Regions from separate parts of the Homo sapiens genome. Here region 2 is linked to region 1. Evidence: chromatin loops called from intact Hi-C (ENCODE). Cell type or tissue: pancreas. All regions are shown on one strand. Links, peaks and the distances in the headings refer to the core of each region. The heading gives the core; the rest is flanking DNA. Region 1 has its middle 4.1 kb from the start of MIR124-3. Region 2 overlaps LINC01056 (long intergenic non-protein coding RNA 1056).

Region 1 (5,359 bases), core at 269-5,268:
TTAGCGGTGGAGGGGGCATCCCCCAAGAGTGAGGTAAGAGAATACCCATGTCCCTAAAAGCAGACAGCAGCCTGAGAAGTCCCTTTGATGGCCCTCCTTTCTTGCTGGAGTCATTCCTGAGAGGTAAATGGAAAGAGATGGAGATGAGCAAGAGGAAGTTGAGGAGGAAGATGGTGCAGCGATGAGAGAGAACCAAGAAAAGGCGAGATGGCAACACATAGACCTATGGGAGAGACATTCAGAGATGAGGAGAATCATAGAGGCCAGAAGGAGAGATGCAGAGACAGGGGAGACACAGAGACCGGGGAGAGACAGAGACAGAGACCAGGGAAGAGACAGCGACCAGGGGAGAGACAGAGACCAGGGAAGAGACAGTGACCAGGGGAGAGACAGAGACCAGGGGAGAGACAGAGACCGGGGAGAGACACAGAGACCAAGGGAGAGACACAGAGACCAAAGAGAGAGACAGAGACCAGGGGAAAGACACAGAGACAGGGGGAGACAGAGACCAGGGGAGAGACACAGAGACCAGGAAAGAGACAGAGACGGGGGGAGACACAGAGACTGGGAGGACAGAGACCAGGGAGAGAGACACAGAGACACAGGAGAGACACAGAGACATGGGAGAGACTCAGAGACAGGAGAGAGAAAGAGACGAGGGGAGAGACACAGAAACCAGGGGAGACACAGAGACAGGGGAGAGACAGAGACCGGGGAGAGACAGAGACCAGGGGAGAGACAGTGACCAGGGGAGAGACACAGAGACCAGGGGAGAGACACAGAAACCAGGGGGGGGCACAGAGACTGGGGGGGACACAGAGACCAGGGGGAGAGACACAGAGACACGGGAGAGACACAGAGACTGGCAAAAACACAGAGACCAGGGGAGAGACTCAGAGACAGGAAAGAGACAGAGACCAGGGGAGAGACACAGAGACCCAGGGGCAGGTGCTGAGAGAGTGATGGGGACCTGAACCCTGAGAAAGGACTGGCAGATGTGTCCTGGAGGGAGGGACAGAACAAGGGCCGTTCCAGCCCTACCCCGGGACCATGAGCTGCAGGCCATCCAGCAGCTGTCAGCCCAGCCAAGGATGGCCTTGTTCTCTGCACCCCGAGCCAAGCCACTTCTGAGGGAGCTCCACCTTTGGAGGATTGGTGCCTGGGCCAGCTGGGCCCCACAAGCGCCTCTGTGGTGGAGCTCCCTCTGGTGGGGTCCTGAGTGCTGGGGCCGCTGAGAACATAGGGGGAGGGGCATTGAGCCAAGTCCCGCCCTTGTGACCAGGAGGGGGCTCCATGGGGGACACCTGAGGGCCTGAGGAAGGAGAGGGCGCCCTGTCAGATGCCGCCTGCTCCCACTTAGAGGTCAGGCTGTAACTGAGGAGGCCACACAGAGTCCCCACCCCATGTGGACTCAGGGACAAAGAGCCCTCACCCTGTGGCCACGCTGGCCGCATCCAACTTTGCTGGGTCCCATGGAGGGGGACCCAGGGCTGGGAGAGACCCTGCCCCAGCTCTGCGTAGGTCTGTTCTGGGTGGTCCTGAGGCCCAGGTTCAAAAGGAAAGTGCCCTAAATGGGTGTCCTGCTGCATGCCTGGGGTGGCCCCAAAGCCAAGCAGGAGGGGTTCCCGCTGGAGGAGTCGAGGCCACAAGGCCCCAGAGCCTTCTCGAAGCTCCTGCTCTCAAACTCCTCCATCTTTCTAGAGAAGAGAGCAGTGCTGGGGCAAGCTGCTCACCCCTCACTCCTCCAGGGTAATTTGCTGACACCAAGATCCCTAGGTGGGGCCAGCAGGGGCCAGCCTCCCTACCCTCCCCGCAACACACCCTCTAGGACCCTAGGCTAGGCTTGGAGGCAATGGGAAGGAGGCAGCTGCCCAAAGCCAAGAGGCGCCCTGTAGAGGGGGCCAGCCCTGGGCAAGGGGCGGGGGCCGGGGGCTGCTGGCCCAGGCTCCATATCCCCAATTCCCCAGCAACAGTGCATGGCCAGGGAGGCTGGGACTGGCCAGGTTCGCACCTCAGGCTGAAATATTGGCCCCTGGGGAACAAAAGGCCTATTCCCGCCATGGGCCAGGCACCCAGCTCCCCTCGCTCCACACTGGCTCCCGCCTCCCTGCCCGCCCAGGCGCAGTGCTTACCTGGCCTCTATTCTGCCCAGCTCTCAGCCCAGTAGCTCTGGCGGGACCCACAAGGAGTTCCGCCTCTGGGACGGTCAGTCCAAGGTCTATGTATTCCTTCTCACTGGGGCCAGGGAGGAGGGGGCCAGGCCGGGAGCAGAGAGAAAGGGGCCGTGGCCTCATTTCCATGCGGAGGCCCCAGGCCCTGTGCTATCCCCACCCTATTGTGCGCCTGGGCGGGCTGACAATCGAGGTCTTTGTGGTCGGTTGCTGCACTCCCACCCTCAGCGCTCAGGCAGGCGGGGTCCCTGCCACCCGCTACAAAGGGTGAGGAGGAGCAAGACCAGGAGAGGCCCTCCCTCTCCCCACCAGGCACGGGGCCCCACGACTGGCCTCGTCCAGACCCAAGCCCAGGGGACAGGTGTGGAGGGAGCACCTGCAGATGGAGTCTCCCTGCTCCCTGCACCTTGCCTCTGAGTTTGTGCGTGGGGCCAGTTGCCATGTTTGCACTCCCACCCCCTAGTCCTGGGGATCAAGCTGCCTGGCAGTGTCCCTGGAGCTCCTGGGGGTGGAAGAGGGCCCCTGCTAGGTGGGATGGGCCTTCGGGGGCCCCTGCTCCTCATGGCACCAAGCATCTGCCCACCTCTGGAGGTTAAGCCTGGCGTGGGAGGAATGGGAGGCCCCCTTACCCACAGGGGAGATGTTTGGGGTCACAGTCACAGATGCTGGGTGGGAGGGGGACCCAGGCCTTGCTGCAGAGCCAGACAGAAGTCTCCGCCATCCCTGGGTGAGGCACTGGGTGGGGGCCTCTGAGCTCCTTTGACCACCCCAGCTGGAACTGGGAAGCTGTGGGCCACTGGGAGGCAAGGGTCCCCACCCCCTCTGCCACCCACATCTGTACTGTGGGCACCTCCATCTGGCCTTCCACATCCTCCCCACCTCCGCATGCTGCAGGGGCTGGGTGGGGGGTGGTCTGCAGCAGACTCCAAAGGAGGCGAGGGTCAAGGGTCAAGAGGTGGTGAGCCAGCTGTTCCCAGATGTGGGCCGCGGCCTTTCCTCTTTCTGGAGGAATGACAGGCCTCCCGCAGAGGAGGAGCGGGTGGTGACGAGGGAGAAGGAGCGGAAAGGGAGGGGTTCTCCACGGGTTCTGTTGATTTGTTTAATCCCACGCTATTCGGAGGCTTTCACGGATGGCGGACAAGAGGGAGGGGGAGGGGGTGGGGGTCTCGGCCCGTGTTTCCTCCCCTCCTCCCGCTCCCGCCCCCGCCGGAGCCACCTGACCCGTAGCGAAGTTGCCGGCCCCGCTGCGCGCCGGCCTTTGTGCGCACCGAGGCGGCCGCCGGGAACCGGGAGCCCGAGCTGGCCCGGCAGCGCCGCCGCCCCCACCTTCGCGCCCCTTTTCACTCCCCCACTGTCCCCGGAGCTGGCAAATAAACAAATCCACAAACAAATTATCCGTGTGCTCCGGAGAGGCGGCGGCGTGGGCGGCGGCGGAGAGAAGGCGCCGGGCAAGGCGAGACTAGGCCCCCGCGGAGCGGGGGAAGCACAGACCCCAGCCCGGGCCCGGCAGCAGTAAGTTGACTTTTATGAAACCTACGAAGCTCGCGGGGCCACCGAAAAGGTCCCCACCGGAGCGGACTCTGCGGGGCGGGCGGGGCAGAGGCTGCAGGCGGGCTCCCCTTCCCGCGCGGCTCCTACCGGCCGGCTCCGCCCCCAAGCCCTGGACGGCCCTTCCCCCAGCCCGCCTGGCTGGGGGCCGCTGCACACCGGGGGTGGAAGTGGGGAGCCGGGGACCCCGATCGCTACTCAGGACTCCAAGAGGGGCCGGGTTCTTCTAGGGATGTACAAAAATCTAGGGTGACCCAAGGGAAGGGGGCGACCCCCAGCCTTCCACCTTACCCACCCCGGCCTGCCAGAGAGCCCTCCGCCAAAGGTAAAGTGGGAAGGACGAAGGTGCTCCGCCAGGTGAGGGAACAGGTCTGCCAGGGGCGGCGATCCACCCTGCCCCAGGTGGAGCCGGTCCTGTACGGAAAAGAGACCCAAAGAAAGATTTGGGGTCCCCGAAGCCAAGGTACCGATGGGGGGTGCTAAGGAGTCTTTCCCCTTAGAATGGGAACAAGCTCCAAGGAGCTGGAATCCCGAGGCGTCCTGGACCCGTCCAGGAAGCTAAGGGTGGGGGACGGGAGGGGAGGGGGCCGGGAGCCGGCCTCCCTGGCCCCAACCCTTGGTGAGAAGAGGGCTGGGGGTATAAAGTCCGAAAGTGAGGCGGAGGTTTCAGGGTTCCGTTTCAACACCATGGACAGCGGATGCCTCAGACTGGGAGCCTAGGACCGCCCTGGGGACTGCCCCCGTTTCATTAGGGTGAGGGTCCGATTCCGACCACTGGAGGCCAAGGGCAACTGTCTCCAATGAAGCGGGGCTGCTGCAGCCTGGCCTCCCCAGCCCTCCAGCCCCTCCAGCGTCCGGCTTGCACCTGCTGAGGCTGCCGGCACCCGCAGGCTTGGGGCAGCTTCCAGAGCTTTGCGCTTGGAACAGAAGGTTCCCCTTGGGCTGTGGAGGAGTAGAGGGCTTGTGCGTGACCTGTGAGAAAGAAAGATTGTCCCTGACACTTGCGAAGGGCGAGGAATTGCGGCTGGGAAGGGTCAGGTTGAAGCCGCACCAAAGGGGGAGGGGCGTCCTGATGGTTGAGGACCGGCGGAGTCGGTGCGGGCAGAACCAACCCGAGTTCCTGCCGCCCTTCCTAACCGGCTGTCCATGGGCTGGGCAGTGCTGGAGAGGGTGGAAAAGGAAGGAAGCAGGACCTGCTCCCAGGGAGGCCCAGGCTCTGCTCCGAGGGCAGATGGCGCAGGGGCTGGGTTGGCCCTAGGAGGAAGGAGATGGGGACAGAGGCCTGCCGGCCGCGCCGGCCTGCGCTCCTTGCAGTCTAAACAAAGGCCAGCGGGGGAGGCTCCGGACGGTGAGGCTTGGGGAAGCCACTGATCCCTGGCCCTAGAGGGCCAGATCGGGGGCGCCCCAAGGACCCTATCGAGCTGGCAGTGACTGCAGTCGGGCCGTGGAGTGTCGCCTGTGATTCCGTGGTCCCTACGGGCAAGAGCTCCCATCCCGGTCTGAAACTGTGAGAACCGCAAGCTCCGATGGGGGCGGGGAAGGACGACCTTTAATTCCCACCCCACTGTACGGAGCCCAGCAGGGCCATCCGCAGGAGGCCGGCGGGACCCTTGCCTTTCTCAGGACTGAGAGGCTTGGAG
Region 2 (5,359 bases), core at 120-5,119, 120 kb before region 1:
CTGTGCTTGGCCAGAGGTCACTGGTGGGACCAGACTCTGGCCAGGCTTTGAGACATACGTGCCTTTCCGTGTGGTAGGCCTGACCTTGGAAGGGGAGGCCAAGACCTCCACCCCCTCCCCTCCGCCCTGGCCTGCGCTGCTGGGAAGTGGATTTGGAGGCTCTGTTGCTCTCTGCACAGCCCCTCCTGGCCTGGCGGCCCTTCTGGAGCCTGGGAGCAGAGGTGAGGCTGGCATGGGCACGAAATGTGGAAATGCTCCACGCCCCCAGGGCTTGCAGGGGAAGCGACCGACGTAGGTGTGTGGCCCTCAGGGACAGCCCCGGGAAGGGAAGTGGCCGATGTAGGTGTGTGGCCCTCAGGGACACTCCCAGGAAGGGACTGGGCTGCAGAGGACCCGCTCAGGGAAGCCCGGCCCAGGGCAGGGCAGGTGCTGACCCTCTGCATCTCTGCCCATGGTGTTTCCCCCACCTGGAGTGCCCTGGCCAGTGGCTCAAATCCTCCATGGCCTCGAGCCTCCCCTTTAGGTTCCAATGCCGTGCTCCACACAGGGTGCTGTGTCCAGTGTCACTGAGTGAATGGGAGAGTACATGAGGGATACCATCGAGGGGAGTCTCTGCTGGGCCCCACCTGCTCCCCAACCACACACTCCCCCAGACATTCCTCTATCGAGGGCAGTCTCCCCCAGGTCCTACACAGTCCCCCAGCCATTCCTCTATGGAGGGCAGTCTCCCCCAGGCCCTATACAGTCCCCCAGCCATTCCTCTATCGAGGGCAGTCTCCCCCGGGCCCCACACGCCCCCGCAGCCATTCCTCTATCGAGGGCAGTCTCGCCCGGGCCCCACACGCTCCCCTAGACATTCTTCTGGGCCCCGGGGCATCTGTGTGGCTGCTGGGACCCCCACAGGGGTGGCGGGTGTGGCTGCCCCTGAGAATCATGCTCTGTAGTGTCCCGCCCCTGGTGCAGAGAATCATGCTCTGTAGTGTCCTGCCCCTCGTGCAGAGTATTATGCTCTGTAGTGTCCCTCCCCTGGTGCAGAGGATCATGCTCTGTAGTGTCCTGCCCCTGGTGCAGAGAATCATGCTCTGTAGTGTTCTCCCTGGTGCAGAGAATCATGCTCTGTAGTGTCCTCCCCGGTGCAGAGAATCATGCTCTGTAGTGTCCTCACCCCGGTGCAGAGAATCATGCTCTGTAGTGTCCTCCCCGGTGCAGAGAATCATGCTCTGTAGTGTCCTCCCCCCGGTGCAGAGAATCATGCTCTGTAGTGTCCTGCCCCCAGTGCAGAGAATCATGCTCTGTAGTGTCCTCCCCCCGGTGCAGAGAATCATGCTCTGTAGTGTCCTCCCTGGTGCAGAGAATCATGCTCTGTAGTGTCCTCCCCCCAGTGCAGAGAATCATGCTCTGTAGTGTTCTCCCCCCAGTGCAGAGAATCATGCTCTGTAGTGTTCTCTCCCCAGTGCAGAGAATCATGCTCTGTAGTGTCCTCCCCCCGGTGCAGAGAATCATGCTCTGTAGTGTCCTCCCCCTGGTGCAGGATCCGGAGGGGCTGCCAGGCCAGGCTCTCAGGGAAGGTCTGCGGATGCCCAAGTGCCTGCACACCTCTGAGGGCCCGTGGCAAGTGTAGAAAGCAAGCTCTGGGCAGGGCTGGCTGCTGCCAGCCTCCCACCTCCTTGGTTCCTCCTTTGTCCTGCAGGCTTGTCTCTTCCAGTCTTAACAATGCTGCTCTCAAAAGTCTGAAGCCATAGAATCCCTTCGAACAGCTGATTCCTCTGGAGAATCCAAAAACATAACTCAATTCCCAAAATTTAACTTTTTATACAACTTGCAGGACTTGATGTGGCGTATGGAGCACTGACCGTCCATGTGGCAGGACTCAGAGGACGCGGGCAACACAGTGCCCAGGACAGAGAGGCCACAGAGGAGCAAACGGGCAGGCCGAGGACAGTCAAGACCAAGGGGTGCCAGGCAGGGTGTGGGCTTCTTGGGCCCACAATGACGGGCCCTCCATCGGGATCCTGTGGGGCAGGCCAGGGGCAGGGGCAGGTGGCCTCATAAGCCCTTGAGGAAGGTGCAGGGGGAGTTGCTCCCACTCCATGGCTGGGGGACAAGGGGAATTGCATTTCCAAGGGGGCTGAGCCAAGCATCCTCAAAGGCGGCAGTTTTGGAGCGAGTTGGCACCATAAGCACAGAAGACAGCAAACGTTAGACCCTCTCCCAACTGTGGCGGCCTGGAGGGAGCTCATGCCACCTCTTCTCGAAGGGAGCGCCCTATGACCTCCTCAGGTGAAAAGACAGAGGGCAGTGCTGGCAAGGGCACCCCAGACCGCCCCCACCACAGGTCGGGGAGATGCTGCAGGTGCCTACAGGACACTCAGCTTGCAGTCATGGGAGGTCACCGCCACCCCCCTGCGGGGCCTCCTGAGAACTGAGGCCAACAGAGCGCCCTGCATGCCCAGAAATGCAACATGCTCTCCCTTCCTTCCCCTGCAGGACCCCTCTTCAGTCACTCACTCCCTTCCTTCCCCTGCAGGACCCCTCTTCAGTCACTCATTTTGGGGCAATTGAAGGCTTTATTTGGAAAAGACATACCAAATTTCCTCAGCTGAGCAGATTTTTAAGTAGCAAATTATTATCAACCCGAACTGGGAGGCCAAGTCGTCTGTAGACCCTGTGAGGAGCTGGGAGGTCACTTCCCTTTCCTCTGGGTGGAAGGGGACGCCTGAGAGCCAGGGGCAGAGGAAGAGGCAGAAAGGAGGGAGGGGACAGGGAGAGAAACTGCAGGTGGACAGACAGGCAGGGCCTGGAGTCCTGGAGCTCAGAGGGGACAGGAGCCCACCCACAGGGACAGCCCAACTCTGTCTTGTCTTTTTGCAAAATGCTCAAGCTCAAAGCCCGGCTGAGGCTGCTTTAAATTAGATGCTGCCTCAGCGGGTCCCTCTGGAGTTGTTGGAAATCTAATTAGCCAGGCAGCCTGGCACAAATGTCCTAATTCCCTGACGCTGGGGGACGCGAGTGTCTCTTTGCTGCTGGGGTTCCCGGCCTCAGCCTGGCCTTTGCACTCTGCTTGTTTTCCAGGATGATGCCTATCAGAAACCCTAATTGTTTTTTCAGAAACGGCTAATTAATTAGGCTCAGCCTCTTGAAAGGCACTTAAAATACTAACGACTTGCTAAAAAAGGGCAGGACTTGAAAGCAAAGCCAAGGTCCAAAGTGCCCACCAGCGTGAGGGGTCTGCTGCCTCCCTGCGGGGAAGCCCTGGCAGAGCCCCTTGCTTTGCTGCTCACAGAGTCCAGGACATGAGAGCCGAGCCCATGCACCAGTGACTCACGCCCCGGCACAGATGAGCCCAGAGCCCGGAACAGAGGCCGTAGCAAGACCCCGGGAGCCCAGCCTCCCCTACCCCTCCAGCCCCGCTCTGGGCCCCAGGAGGCTGACCTCCATGGATGTCCCAGCAATCTGTCTCTGGCCTCTGGGTGGGTGTGGCCAATGGAGTCATCCGGGACACGGAGGTGGGAAGGGACTGGGCCCTCCTTATCAGGTCTGAGGGTCAGGGGCCCTACATCTGCTTGTCCCTGTTCTCAGCGCCAGGCTCACCTCATCCCCTGCCCCTTGTCAGAGCTCCTTCTTTGACCCTCCCCAGGGGTCCAGCTCACTTGTTTGTTAGTGACCTCATCACAGACAAGTTCTCAGCCCTCCCATGGGGCGGTCGGTCCTTCAGGCACTGGAAATACAGCGGTGGACACAGTGGTGGACCTCCCGGTATGTCCTCTGTTCGACTGAACAGTCGGGTTGCGGGGCCTCCAGGAGCTCTGTGAGCCCGTGCTCAGGTGCACACAACAGAAGTACTCCGCTGACGCCCACCCCTTTCACTCAGCTCTCGGTTCAGTCATCGCCAAGCAACTGAGAGCCTTTGTGAAGAGGCTTCCTGCCCTCTTCATCTTCCACAGACACGCTCTTCTTCCTTAAGCCCAGGCATACACAGACACAGTGAATGCACACACAAAGACACACACCAGTGTGCACACTGCTCTGGAATCCACAGGTTCTATAAATATCTAGAAATGATATCTGAAAGTGCATTGTTATATGCGCTGGTCTGTGATGGTTACGGTGATGGTGATTCCTCCTTCCGGAGGATGGCGCGGCTGCAGCCAGAGGGAGATTAGGTGGCGGAGGCTTCGATGACCATTTACATTTTACGAGTACTTATTTTGAGTGTGTATTTGGAAAAATTAAATTTGTATATCAAGCCCATGATTTCACAGATATTTTTGCTTAGGTCAAAGGCTAAAACAGGTATTTAAATCAATTCGTTTATTTAACTTAAAGAAAAATATGACGGGTTAAGGTTGGGCTTCCCCAGAAGTAGATCCCGAAGCAGGAATGGGAGGTGTCCCAGCGTGGCGGCGAGTTACTTCAAACTGGGTGGCTTTAAGTAACGAGGATTCATTCCATCTCCGTTCTGGAGCTGGACATCTGAAAGCAAGCTCTGGGCAGGGCTGGCTCCTGTGGAGGCTCTGGGAGGGGGTGTGGTTTCTTCCTGGTCCCTTCCAGCTTCTGGTGGCTCCAGGCCTTCCTTGGTGTCCCCGGCTTGCAGCCGCATCACTCCAATCTCTGCCTCTGTTTTCCGTGGCGTTTTTCTCCAAATCTACCTGTCTCAGCTTCTCCATCTCTTATGAGGGCACCCTTCATGGGATTTGAGGCCCACTCTAATCCATGATCCTTACCCTAATTACATCTGCAAAGACCTTATTCCAAATAAGGCCACATTCTGTGGTTATGGGTGGACATATTTGGGGGCCCTGTTCATCCTACTTAAGGAGGGAAAGTTGTTTATTTTGGAGGTGACTCTGAGAGCACAGCAGCAGGTGAGTGGGAGGTGAGATGCCCAGTGACCAGGGCGGCCATCAGGCAGGCCACGGCCAGGCTTCTGGGCTCAGCCTCACCAGGTCCTCAGCTGCCCAGGGCTTTCTCACCCAGGACCTGCCTGGAGACTGCTCCGGGGCCATCAAGTCCCCGGCATGTCAGCCCACCCTGGCCAGAAACAGCCTGGTCAAGGGGCACAGGGCTGTGGAGTTGGGGTGCCCAGGAAGGGGAGAACCAGCGGGGTCCATGGGCCAGGAGAGTCCAGCCTTGAAGATGGGGGTGTGAACCACACAGTCACGGTCTCAAAGGCACAGAGCTTTGAAAGCAAGGTAGTAGCTCCTCAAGCCCTCTGGGCACGCCCCACCAGGGTTTGTGTGTGGAGTTAATAGGGGGCAGTTCCAGGAGCACACCAGAGGGGCCGGGGCAGCCGGAGGGGCCAGGGCAGTGGAGGGCTGGGCAGCTGGGGCCCAACCCCAGTGGGGACTGAGAGGCCTCG

The links. Peaks named below come from ENCODE experiments on the same cell type or tissue, not always from the same donor. Only the 100,000 strongest peaks of a DNase experiment are listed, where the experiment ranks them.
Region 2: a loop joins it to region 1, with 4 times the contacts of the local background. A loop is called at or near these places in 79 of 110 quality-filtered maps.

What each region holds. Positions count from the first base shown.
Region 1 is chr20:63,171,709-63,177,067 of GRCh38, forward strand. No RefSeq gene overlaps it. Among named protein-coding and RNA genes, the nearest start is that of MIR124-3, 4.1 kb to the right of the region's middle. RefSeq lists enhancers at 836-1,412, 1,413-1,987, 2,564-3,138. In pancreas, for the core only: no CTCF peak of the experiment used is centred there; a DNase peak (open chromatin) is centred at 3,053; H3K27me3 peaks cover 2,585 bases.
Region 2 is chr20:63,049,797-63,055,155 of GRCh38, forward strand. LINC01056 (long intergenic non-protein coding RNA 1056) reads left to right here. Exons shown (of 6, transcript NR_033369.1): 4 at 1,826-1,955; 5 at 3,109-3,470; 6 at 3,716-4,067. Among named protein-coding and RNA genes, the nearest start is that of LINC01056, 14 kb to the left of the region's middle. In pancreas, for the core only: no CTCF peak of the experiment used is centred there; a DNase peak (open chromatin) is centred at 2,355.